Linked DNA regions of Homo sapiens: region 1 is linked to region 2. A link is a contact called in ENCODE Hi-C or POLR2A ChIA-PET data. All regions are on one chromosome and are shown on one strand. The core of a region is the stretch at or near the end of the contact, and the rest is flanking DNA. Distances in the headings are between cores, read along the strand shown. Region 1 holds the start of HFM1 (helicase for meiosis 1). Region 2 holds the start of ZNF644 (zinc finger protein 644).

Region 1 (5,837 bases), core at 3,237-5,736, 380 kb after region 2:
GTTTCCAGATGGTGACGTCATTCCTTGTCCTGAGCTACTCTTTGAGCATTATTTCCCATCTTTAGCTTGGCCAAAAATAATCTGAACAAACCAGAAATACAAATAAATGCAAGCCAAATAGGCAAGAATCTTTTTTTTTTTTTTTTCTTTTGATAGAGTTTCACTCTGTTGCTCTGGCTGGAGTGCAGTGGCGCCACCTTAGCTCACTGCAACCTCCGCCTCCGGGCTTCAAGCAATTCTCATGCCTCAGCCTCCCAAGTAGCTGGGATTAGAGGCATGCGCCACCAGGCCTGGCTAATTTTTTTGTGCTTTTAGTAGAGACAGGGTTTCACCATGTTGGCTAGGCTGGTCTTGAACTCCTGATTTCAGGTGATTCACCCGCCTCAGCCTTCCAAAGTGCTGGGATTACAGGCGTGAGCCACTGCGCCTGGCCCAAATCTATTCTATTTTTAAAATTATAACATTTAAGATGTTAAACTTCAGTTACTCCCCTATACTACTGGTAAGAGAATTCCATGTTTACCAAATATGTAACTGAAATATCGTTCTGTTGATTCCTCATTTTTATTTGTATATTTACCAGAGAGAAAGCTAAAACTCACCCAAATTCAAAAAACCCTAAAGTAATATACTATGCTATCAATCTTTAAGGGAGACTTACTTTTCAACTTCATCTGGTTTTTCAAAAAACAAATTTTCCAAAGAAAACAGGCAATCATTTGATTTCAGCATTGTTGAAAACTGGACTTTGTCATAAATCTACAAAATATGGAAAAAGTAGTTTATATTTTATTTATAAAGATGTAAAAAAATATTTCTGTATAATCACTAATTTTCCACAGTCTCCTGTAAAATATAACCACAGACTATCCTTCCAGCTTCATCGTCTGCAACTTCCTTCAAAGCACCTCAATATTCACATACATTATTCTCTGTTTTCCATTCATTCATGGATTCACACTTGCTCCCTTCTCTTCATAGTGCTCCAATGCTTGGAATGTGTTTTCTGCCATTCTCCAACTGGCAAATTCCTAACCATCCTTCAAGTTATAGGTCAAATGTCATTTCTTCTTCAAAGGCTTTTCTGAATTTGTCTTCTTCCTCAAGGCAGAATTAATCAGTCTTCTTGGGCTCTTAATACTTTGTTCACACCATTATTTTCAAGTTAGGACAGCACATTTTATTGTGAATGTGTGCACCTCTAACAATATACTATGTACATATGCAGGGATTTGCTTCAAAATAAAGGGGAGAGATGAAGGAGTATTGAAATAATATTGACAATGAGTTGATCAAAGCTAAAGCTATGTAATAGGTACATGGGGTTCATTATAATATTTTTTCATAGGTTTGAACTTTTTCAAAATAAAAAAATTACAAGTTTAACATACATATGCATATTTATTTATATGAGTTAATGCATATACTACACACGTTTACATTCTTTTTTAAAAGATAATTTTTGCACTCAGAGATATTATCTAAACATAAAGGATAAAAACATTCAGCATTGGCCACCTTTGAACATAACAAAAATCTGGGGCTGAACAAAGATGCAAATGTGATTAAAAAAAAAAACTAGTCTCTAGATACATACATTGCTCCCATTAGAATTATTTTTCCCTGCATATCCTATTTTTTTCTAAATTCTTAAACATCATAGAACATTCTATATGACAAACCATAAAATCAGACGAACAAACTGTAAAACATAAATCACATTTCTGTTTCTTCTGTTTTAGTTAATACATTGTAAATTTGTCCTCAAGATAGAAACTACAATCAAAGAAATTCTATTAATGCCATCTAGTGGAGAAATACGCATTACCAAGTCAGATTATGTCTCTCCAATTTTGAATCCTCCTTGATGTGGGGATGAGATACAAGTGGGAGTGATATGGGGAAGGGAGAATGTTTCCACATACAACACTTGACAAATGCTACTGTATGAGAACTAAACCTGTATATATACTTCAGGGCTGTTCTTACTGATATAGAATATTGTGGGGTTTTTCACTGTTTTCGTTATTGGGTTCTTCCCCCTTCCATCTGTTTAATATAATTGCCCTCTTCATTTTTCTCTATCTATTAATCAGTTACCAACAAAAACAAGTAGTAAAAATGAAACAAACTAGTGTGGTTCTATAAATGTCTAAAACAATTTGACTATACGAAAAATAGAAGCCTAGGATAATAGGGCAGGAGGTAGAGGGAGTCATTCAGAAATATGCGAAGTCTTTAACAGCTTTAAGTAAACAATTTCAGAACTTGAAAACAATTATCTGAAAAAGTATAAATGAAAATGTTAATCATGTTTTTATATTGCCCAAAAAGTAACAAATAAAATGTTCCCTTTCTAGTTTTAGGAAAACTATGTTCAAACAAAAGAAACTTTTCCTAAAATAAACCTCACCAGACCAGTTTCATATGGCTTTGCTACCTCAGAATTTAAGTCAAAAATCTTAAGGCTAACATTTATACACTTGAATACTTTCTTCCTAAAGCAACTACAAATAGACAACAAAACTACAAATTTAAAACATTTGGGAAGAAAAGCGTTGCATAAACTGACAAAAACCTCCTATACAAACAGCAAATATTTTCAAAAGAATTTTTGATTTCTAGTTCTAGCATACAAGAATATAACTTGTTTGGGTTCAGAATAAAAATATCATGTACATATTTTAGTTCTTATATACTCCTGTGAAAAAACACCCCTTATCTAAAACTGCATCCTCTCATTCCGCATTATTTTTCTTCATAGCATGAACTGATAACTAACATTATAGTATATGCTTAGTTGTTTATTATGTTTCTCCCTTTAGAGCAAGCAGGGACTTTTTGCTCATTAATGTGTTCCAATAACCCAGAATAGTGCCTGGCACACAGTAAATGGTCCATAAGAATGCATTGTGGAATAAATGCATTAGCAAGAACCAGTTTATAAAAATAGTGTCAAATAAAAATAATTTTCTGTTAATTTAGAAACTTAAAATTTGAGCCCCAATCTTCAACGTTCAGTTAAAAAATGTGAAATTTTTTTCTAGTTCAGGATTTATGTAAATAAAATCATGAAGGTTCTAAAAGATGATGAATTTGGCACTTTCATTATGTAAATCTTTTTTTAAAAAAGAAACACAGGTCCTAAAAGGGACCTTGCTACAGTTCAGTATGAGTTTGTGATGTGAGGGGATGCTATTTTAAATTAATTAAAGTTCTAGGTTTAGATTCAGATTTTTTAAGTTCCTATTATTTATTATTAAAGTTTTAGTTTCAGCACGTGGCACAAAATTAGATTGCCAAACACAATAAACAATATCATCCCAGGTAGTTTTAAGTGTCTGCTCTGCTATAATCACTGTTAAAATACTTAAGCTATTTTTGAGTCTACATAATTTGCGGTGCCGACCTTCTCTAGTTATATTAATGACAATCTCTAGTTAAATATTAATACAACTAGATACAATTAATCTTTAGTTATATTAATGACAATTCACCATTTTGTCTTCTGTAATCTTTACTTATTGTATAAAATTATTGTATACAATTATTGTATAAACTTATTGTATAAAATTGCAGGCCTATTACTTCTTACAATTTTTACTCAGAAACATACTCCTTATTTTAAAAGTACAGAAACTCAGATAAAAATTATTGATTTGCTAGAAATTTTTGTGAGTTAAGGAAGAAGTAGGGACCAACATTTACGGGAATAACCGACCGTCACAAATAACTGCAGAGAATCTGACAAAGAAGGAAAAATCAACGGGAACAAATTACTCCGAGGCTCGGCCTGGGAAAGGACCATACAATTGTCGGAGCCCCAGATCTCACCCCCTCTCCCCAGGCACCAACAGGGCTGGCTGGAAGGGTCCGGCTGGGGACCGAATCAGCACCTAAAGCAAAATAACAGCTCTGTGGATTTCCTAAGGAGAATATCCTAAATCCAAGGCAGAGGCCTTAGGGCCCCGAGAGTGGCACAAGAACGGGGCGCTGGGGCGCGTCACTCCACCCCCCGGGTCCCGTTTCCTCCCACCGCTGTGAAACCCGCGGCTCAGACAGATGGGTACGTCCCCCCCAGCGCTCGCTCAGGGGGCGCCACACACCGGAACACAAGACACAGGAACCGAACACCAATCAGCCGACTTTAGGGGCGGGCCGGACGCCCAGCCGGTCCCACCTCGCGGGGAGCTGGGCCCGCCCTGCGCCCGAGCGCGCCGCAGGCCTCACCGCTTTCTGACTGGAAATGCGGCTGAGGCGCTGGCGCGGGCCGGCGGCCTGGAGACGCCTGGTGACCAACAACTCGCCGCGCCCGTCCGCTGCCTGCCCGGCAGACGGCTCTAGAGATCGACCGCTGCCCGGACGGCTCGGCTGGGTCCCCACTTCCCCGCGGGCGTCGGGCCCCCGTCCCCACCTTCCCCGCGGGCGTCCGGGCCCCTCTCCTCACCTCCCTGCGGACAGCTCCTAGGCCAGTCGAGCGCCGATTTATCAGCCCCTCTGAGGACCGCCAAGCCTGGCTAAGCCGAGCTCCAAGCAATGGATCGCCCAAGCCCCCAACCTCTCCCTTCCTACCTTTTTTTCTCCGAAAGTTTATAACTGGTTTTGAATATATCTCTTGCAGTTTACTGTGTCTATTCTCTTTAAATACAGCTCCTAATCCTGGGTTCTAAGGGTCTACTAAATGGTACCCTTTCCCTAAGCTAACCTGCTTCTCTACCCCCACAACCACCACTCCACAAACATACCCCAACCTGCCTTTCTCATCAAAGTTAGCCAGGCCTCAGCTCTGGGACTTCCGGTCTCTTCGTACCTAAAAAGTGTTTTACCTATATTATTTATAAAATATCACAGTGGCACTCATGAGGTCGGTATTACTGGGGAACTTGATTCAGAAATAAAGTTAAATTTCAGAAATAAATATTCTAAAACACAATGATATTTAAATGTGTTTAGCCAACATGAATTTATAAAAACAGGGCAATAATGTGTTCTTAGGCTGTAAACATGAACAAACTATAAATTATCCTTTTAAGTTTCTTTAGAATTGTCCTCTGAAGATTTGGCAGGGAATGTTTTGTAGATGATAAAATAGCAACGAATCAATGATGCTTTTCTTACAGAGACATTTATCTTTCCTTTGGAAACCCCCACCTGTGACATCTAGGGCCAACCTACTGCTGTCTGACTGCCCTATTCCTGTTCTCTTTTTTCTTGCAGTTCTACTGTTCATTAGCTATATGACCTTGGAAAAGACCCAACCTTTAAGTCTTAATTCTGCATCCTCAGTGATACTCATAAGCTCTAACTCCTAGATACTGCTGCAAGGGTTAAATAAAATAATATTTGCAGTAGTCCTACCACACAGTAAATGCTCATGAATATTAATTTCTTTCACCTTCTCTGAAATGTAAAATTATTCCAGTAATTGGGTGAGCCAGTTATTTGGATACTGATAAAATAACAAGTCTTTGTCTCTTGGAGAAAATAACATTTTGACTGCATAAACTATTCTTAATAGAAAGGTTGAATTATCATTCCTCTCAAAAATACTGGAGAGGAAAGTTACTTTCCATAGACTGCATAGAGGAAAATAACGAAACAGTGCATTTGTTATAGTGAACCCCTCAATGTGTTGAAATTCATACATTGAATTCTAACCCCCGATGTGATGATATTTGAACGTGGGACTTTTGTGAGGTAATTAACTCAAAAGGGTAGAGCCTTCATGAGTAGGATTGTGCCCTTTTAAGAGGCCAGAGAGTTAGCTCGCTCTTTTCCTACCATGTGAGGATACAGGAGGACGGTATCTGCAAGCCAGGAAGGAGGCCCTCGCCAAA
Region 2 (6,064 bases), core at 2,489-4,988:
TCCCTCTAATAAACCTGAATCAAAAACACCACTTCTAGAACTGCTTCAGTCAATGCTATACCTGACAACTTTACTCAATATTTACAGATTCTCCATATACGAAATAGACATTCTCTCTACCAGAAAGATTAATAAGTGTAAATAAAAGCTCATTTGAATATGTATCCATAGTATTACAGTATCCACTCTTCATTCTCGTTTTATTTTACAAGGTTACTAATTTAAAACATTTAGAAAACAGTTTAAAAAATGGTTAAAACAAGTGCTCTATAAAATCAGGGTTAGATAACTCAACATGCCAATTTCTCCATTTGCTGCAAGCTACAATTGTCTTAAGACCTGACTGAAAAGCCTTCCCAAGAATAAGATTCACTTTTCCTTCCAGAATCACATCCTGAGAAAATGGTCTAAATAAGTAACACTAAAAAACAATATTTAGGATGACAGAAAAAAAATGGACCTGACCTTTCTCTAGATTGCAGATATCCCACCACTTCTATTCTCTTTGAAACTTTCTTTTCTCCTCCTGCTACCCATTAACAGTCTCAATTCAACCAAAACACTCTTATAACTTGAATGACAAACTAAAACTGGAAAATGTTTAAGGTTGGCAGGTGACAGACCACTTTATAACTACAAATAACCTGAAAGTGACTCTAATTTTCACAAAATGAAAGTGTAAGTAAATCCACTCACATAATGTTGAAAATTATAAAACAGCTTATCAACTAACAAAAATCAGTAATTTAAAAGCACCTTATATGACCCATAAAAACTTTTAAAACCTTAAAACAATTTAACTTTTTGCTAAATCTGACATTCAAAGAAGTTAAAAATCACTATAGGGTTCCACCATAAATGACTGTCACTACTTGTTCAATTTCCTAACAGACCTTAGAGGTACCACTCAGTAGAAGTAGTAGTCTTAAAAAGTTGTTTTAAAGAAAGGGAACATTCTGAGTGGCACATTCGTTTATCCAACCAAAACACTATTACAAAATGAAAGACACCATTATTTTCAGCATTGATCTCATTTCTTTTCCTACATAATAACTGGCAATAACAGCAGTTATTTCAAACTTTCAAAGAAATTTATCAAGTCCCTGGTTGTTGTTTTTTAATTTTTCAATTTCTGGGTCAAGACTGCATTTGGAAAACCTTAAAATTCAAAAGCAACATTGCTCTGAAACTATCTGATATTTCTGTATTTTGTACCTGATTTTGTTTCACTGAAAGTCACTTTAAAAACCAAGTTAACCACAGAATATGAAAGTTTTTTTGTTTTTTTGTTTTGAGATGTAGTCTTGCTGTGTCACCAGACTGGAGTGCAGTGCCACGATCTCAGCTCTCTGCAACCTCTGCCTTCCGGGTTCAAGTGATTCTCCTGCCTCAGCCTCCCGAGTAGGTGGGACTATAGGCACCACCACGCCCAGGAAATTTTTACATTTTTAGTAGAGACGGGGTTTCACCATGTTAGCCAGGATGGTCTCGATCTCTTGACCTCGTGATCTGCTCGCCTCAGCCTCCCAAAGTGCTGGGATTACAGGCGTGAGCCACCGTGCCAGGCCAATATGAAAGTTTTTAACTTATTGTCACAGAAGTTCTCATGAACCTAACAATATTTAATTAACAAGTATTCTCAATAACATTCCCTTGTTTTTTTAACCATTAGTTGTAGATATTCACCTTCTCATCCCAGCAATATGACAAATACAAACAGCAATGGGTAGAGGCTGAAAGGCAATTTTCCATTATGCCACTAACTTAATCATCTCTGGTCCTCAATATATTGTAAAAGAGGAGGGTAAGAGCAGTTGTTCTTTGATATTGCTTCCACTGTAAAACTTTATGATCCAGGAATACATTTGCTAATGTTAATGCATCTCCTATTCATTAATACAAGACTGTTCTGTATTAGAAGCTAAAAAAAGAGAAAATATATATCTGAAAAGAACAAGGAAATGAAAGTTAACTAATGTTGAAAAATTCAAATTTCAGTTTGAACACAGAGATCTACACAGTGATCTAATGTGTTTAAATATCCCTCCAACCAAGGAATTCTGTTAATTGCCAACACAAAACATTAGGTGTTTCAAAATTTTGTACTTCATGAGTTAATACCAACACAAAGTATGATATAATTGCAGTATAACTTTAATTTGTTAGAAATTGTAAGACTTTTAAAAGCAATACATACCACTGCATTAATACTAATCAAGCTTTATGCTTCACCAATTAAAATGTCTAAGCTAGATTATAGCCTTATTATAAAAACGAGGTTTTTCTTAGCAAGCCTACCAAAATGCAATATTACTGCCATCAAGTTCCCTAGATACTTACACATGCAACTGAAGGCAAACAGCCAGGTTTCCTTTCTTTGAGAAACTTTAGTTGTCTATTTTTTGAAATGTTTTCCTTCTCATGGGACCAAAAAATGTTTACAACTAAAGCAAACTACTGCAGGGAGGGAATACACAATTAAAACAAATCTACCATCCAGATGCAACAAGCGTGGAATTAGGACTGGACAGGATAGTCGGCGGTGTTGTGATACTTCTGTTGAAATTATTAACAAGACAAGACCATCATTCGCCCCCAATTATGTTTATCCCCTCGTTGAGTTTGATGATCACACAAAATCTGAAGTCTAAATATAAACGTTTTTATATTCAAAGTCAATATTCAAGAAAACTTTTCCACTAATGTTGCTAAACCATAGATGGATCCCAACAAGAGTTGTCTGTAGAAGTCTCGTAACAAGTAACCTTTAGCTCCACCACCTAAGTTTCCAATCACTGAGAAGAGTCTGGGACAACTCATCTTCAGGTTCACGGGAGAAGTGGAGCACACCTGCTTTCCTCTGGCAGAGTAACTTCCCAGGGACACAAAGGCCAGAGAATCAGACCTGGAGAGGCAAAAAGCTTTAGCTGGACACCCACCAAGCCCCTGGCAACCCAAACACTTCGAGCGATTTACCTCTTGCTGTTACTTCCCAGGCACCTAGCCGCATAAGATCTTGCAGGACGGGGGGAGGGGAGGGCTATGCGGTCCTGTCCCAAGTAAGGGGAGGGGTGTAGACAGTTAATGCCAGAGCCAGCGTTTCTGGCCACAACCGAGCAGCCTCAACGAGAGGGGTTGGTGACTGCTCTCGGCCCGCCCCGTTACTCAGTGCATTGCAATGGCGACCGCCAGGCTCCCCAAGCCGCCTGATCTCGGCCCCTTCCCCCTACTGCTCACTGGCTGCTCGGCTTCATGTGACTAAACAAAACCCCCAAGTCTAGTGCCCAGCTCAGCCCCTTTGTGTCCGCTACCGGATCCTCCGACGCCGCAGCGGAAAGCCCCCCCCCCATCCCCCCGCCGAGTCCCGCCCCGCGGCGGCGGCCGCCGCTCACCTCAGGCTCCGTGGCCCCCAGCGACCGCCGCGGCCGCCGCCTCCCCGAACCCGGGGCCCGGGCTCCTTGTGTAGCACCAACTCCGCCTCCTCGGCCGCCGCCGCCATCTTAGCCTGTGCGGCAAAATGCGTCCTTTTGGATGGCTGGGACCCAGCCTAGGGCGTAGCTCCCCGGGCCCGAGAGCCGGAGGCCGGGTCCCCCAAGTTCTTCCGCCACCCTCAGTCCCGCCGCTGCCACAGCCCAGAGGCCCGAAACCCACTCGGGTCCCAGCGAATCTGACCAAATAACCCCTGAAACTCACAGTTTGGTGCCGTGTGCGTCAAACCGGGGCGACGTTGGGAGCACGCGGCGTCCCCGCGTCACACGCCGCTCTGTACGCTACTCGGCTCCAGCGGCCCCCCTCCGCTCCCCGCTTTTCGCCTCCAGCCCCGGTTCCCACGGCGCAGGCGCGCTGCTTTCCCGCCTCTGCCGGGCTGCGGGCCGCGGGGGTGGCCAGCGAGGAGCTCCCGGGAAGCTTCGCGCTGGTGGAGCGTCTGGGCCAATTAGACAAACGAGGGCAGCGGAAACAGTGCACCACTGTTCTCGGGTGCCAGAAACCAAACAAGGTCACCTCCCCCAGCGCTGACCTAATCACTCCCAAGGAGGTTCCCGCCCCAAAGTAGGCACGCTCCAAATATGGTGGTGCCCAAACTCTGCAAGACCCAAGCACTAGGCATGCCTAGGCCCTTTAAGGTGGAACAGGCCCAGGTTTGAGTTCCACGATCACGAGCGTGCAAAAATCTCTGTTATTTTCCTCTTGTTGAGGAAAACAGCAATATTTGCCAATCACAACTGTGGAGTAATGGCAGAGGGAAGGTTTTAGGATCTTAAGGGGGCAGATTGTTGGGAGTTGCTTGATGGCCAGGCAAAGCATCAAGTGTGACATCTCAGTTACCCGGACAGCCTGCCCTGAAAGGTGGCCGAGGTTTGCTCCAGTTTGACTCTCTGAGGATACTCTCTCCCTGCATTACTGAAAGTGTCGTGGTTCTACGAATTAAAGTTATATAAGAAGCATGTGAGATGCTGGTTAACCCTTCAGAGAATCAGTCCCTAGAGGGTTCTGGAAATTTTCATTTTTAACAAGACTTCACCACAGGATCCTGGGGCAGAGAAACACTGAGTGGGCTATTCTTTTGTTTTTCGACTGAGCCAACGAGAAACTGCTAACATGTTTAAGATTAACCAAGAGTTCTTGAGAAATCTACTGGTCCCGCCTTAATTATTTGGCTTCTCTGAACCTCTGTTTACTCATTTAAAAATTTAAAAATAAAAAAGTTTTCCTTAGTTGTACAGCTGTCATTACTGTGGCCCTCCAAACCCTCAAGATGTTATTGACATTCGGAAGAATATACCATAACTGCATTTATTTGACAAGAATGAGAAACATTCTCTTTCCTATGGAATGATGCCTTCAGCAACAGCAAACGTAGATTCCAAACAACAAATATTTGACTAAACACATTAATTGCTTCATTACTTAATAGCTAACACTTTTGAGTGCTTACTGTGTACCAGGCATTGTTCTAACTTGCTCGATTTCATTGTAACCCAATGAGACAAAGAGGAGTAAGGTGATTTTCTCGAAGTCATACAGTTCTTTGGGCTCTTTAAAATGCAAATCTCCTGTCTTCATTTACACAAATGTGTAAACAATAAAATATAAATACGTATATATTTGCAGTCAATGGGGGAGGGGTGCTCTTTGGATCATTTCGTTTGCAGAATCCATTAAAATTGGACATTCTCAGTTTACTATTGGACTTACTACAAAATATTATGTACTATGGAAATTCTTACATTATATCACTGTAAAAGCAGTTACTAAGAAAATAACTGTCATTAATGTATACCACTGACTAATGTGCAGACAAATCACACAAGCAAATAGAATCATTCAGAACTCAGCCATGATCAGGAACTTGTCTCACTAATGAAGCTGTTTTTTACACTAGAACTCAGCAACTGAATTGTAATACTGTGGAAGTCATAATAGCAGTAAAAGTAATCATAGTAATTATAATAGTAGAAGTAGTAATAGTTGATGAAACGCTGTACAAAATGGATCTCAAAAGCTTCTATGAATGGCAGAAAATATAATGACAGAAAGCTTGAATAAGGTAATGCGAAAAGAAAAAAAAATACACGTGAGTTCTCTGTCTAGCCGCAGACGTGGGTCTCTGTTCTGCAGGATGGGGTTTGTAAAAGTTATTAAGAATAAGGCCTACTTTAAGAGATATCAAGTGAAATTTAGAAGACGACGAGAGGGTAAAACTGATTACTATGCTCAGAAACACTTGGTGATACAGGATAAAAATGAATACAACATACCCAAATACAGGATGATAGTTCGTGGAACAAACAGAGTATCATTTGTCAGATTGCTTATGCCCGTACAGAGGGGGATATGATAGTCTGCACAGCATATGTACACGAACTGCCAAAATATGGTGTGAAGGTTGACCTGACAAATTATGCTGCAGCGTATTGTACTGGCCTGCTGCTGGACCGCAGGCTTCTCAATAGGTTTGACATGGACAAGATCTATGAAGGCCAAGTGGAGGCAACTGGCGATGACTACAATGTGGTAAGCATTGATGGTCAGCCAGGTGCCTTTACCTGCAATTAGGATGCAG

The links. A loop is a pair of places that touch in the nucleus more often than their neighbours do. ChIA-PET counts read pairs that join two places held with the same protein, here RNA polymerase II (POLR2A). Pooled maps may share reads with other maps.
Region 1: a loop to region 2 is called in a map of gastrocnemius medialis, with 9 times the contacts of the local background. The contact joins the promoter of HFM1 here to the promoter of ZNF644 in region 2. A Hi-C loop is called at or near these places in 2 of 168 maps with a recorded cell type or tissue (CD8-positive, alpha-beta T cell and gastrocnemius medialis), 1 of 37 single-sample maps with no recorded cell type and 14 of 50 pooled maps. POLR2A ChIA-PET finds 5 or more read pairs at or near these places in 7 of 52 experiments (Caco-2, H1, WTC11 and 3 more).

Annotation. Positions count from the first base shown.
Region 1 is chr1:91,400,351-91,406,187 of GRCh38, forward strand. It overlaps HFM1 (helicase for meiosis 1), which reads right to left and starts at 4,487. Exons shown (of 39, transcript NM_001017975.6): 1 at 4,448-4,487; 2 at 662-759. The coding sequence starts at 732. RefSeq lists a silencer at 4,082-4,461.
Region 2 is chr1:91,018,297-91,024,360 of GRCh38, forward strand. ZNF644 (zinc finger protein 644) reads right to left here and starts at 3,739. Exons shown (of 6, transcript NM_201269.3): 1 at 3,694-3,739. It also overlaps the pseudogene RPL5P6. RefSeq lists enhancers at 2,996-3,545, 3,546-4,095, 4,096-4,645 and silencers at 3,329-3,398, 3,729-3,958.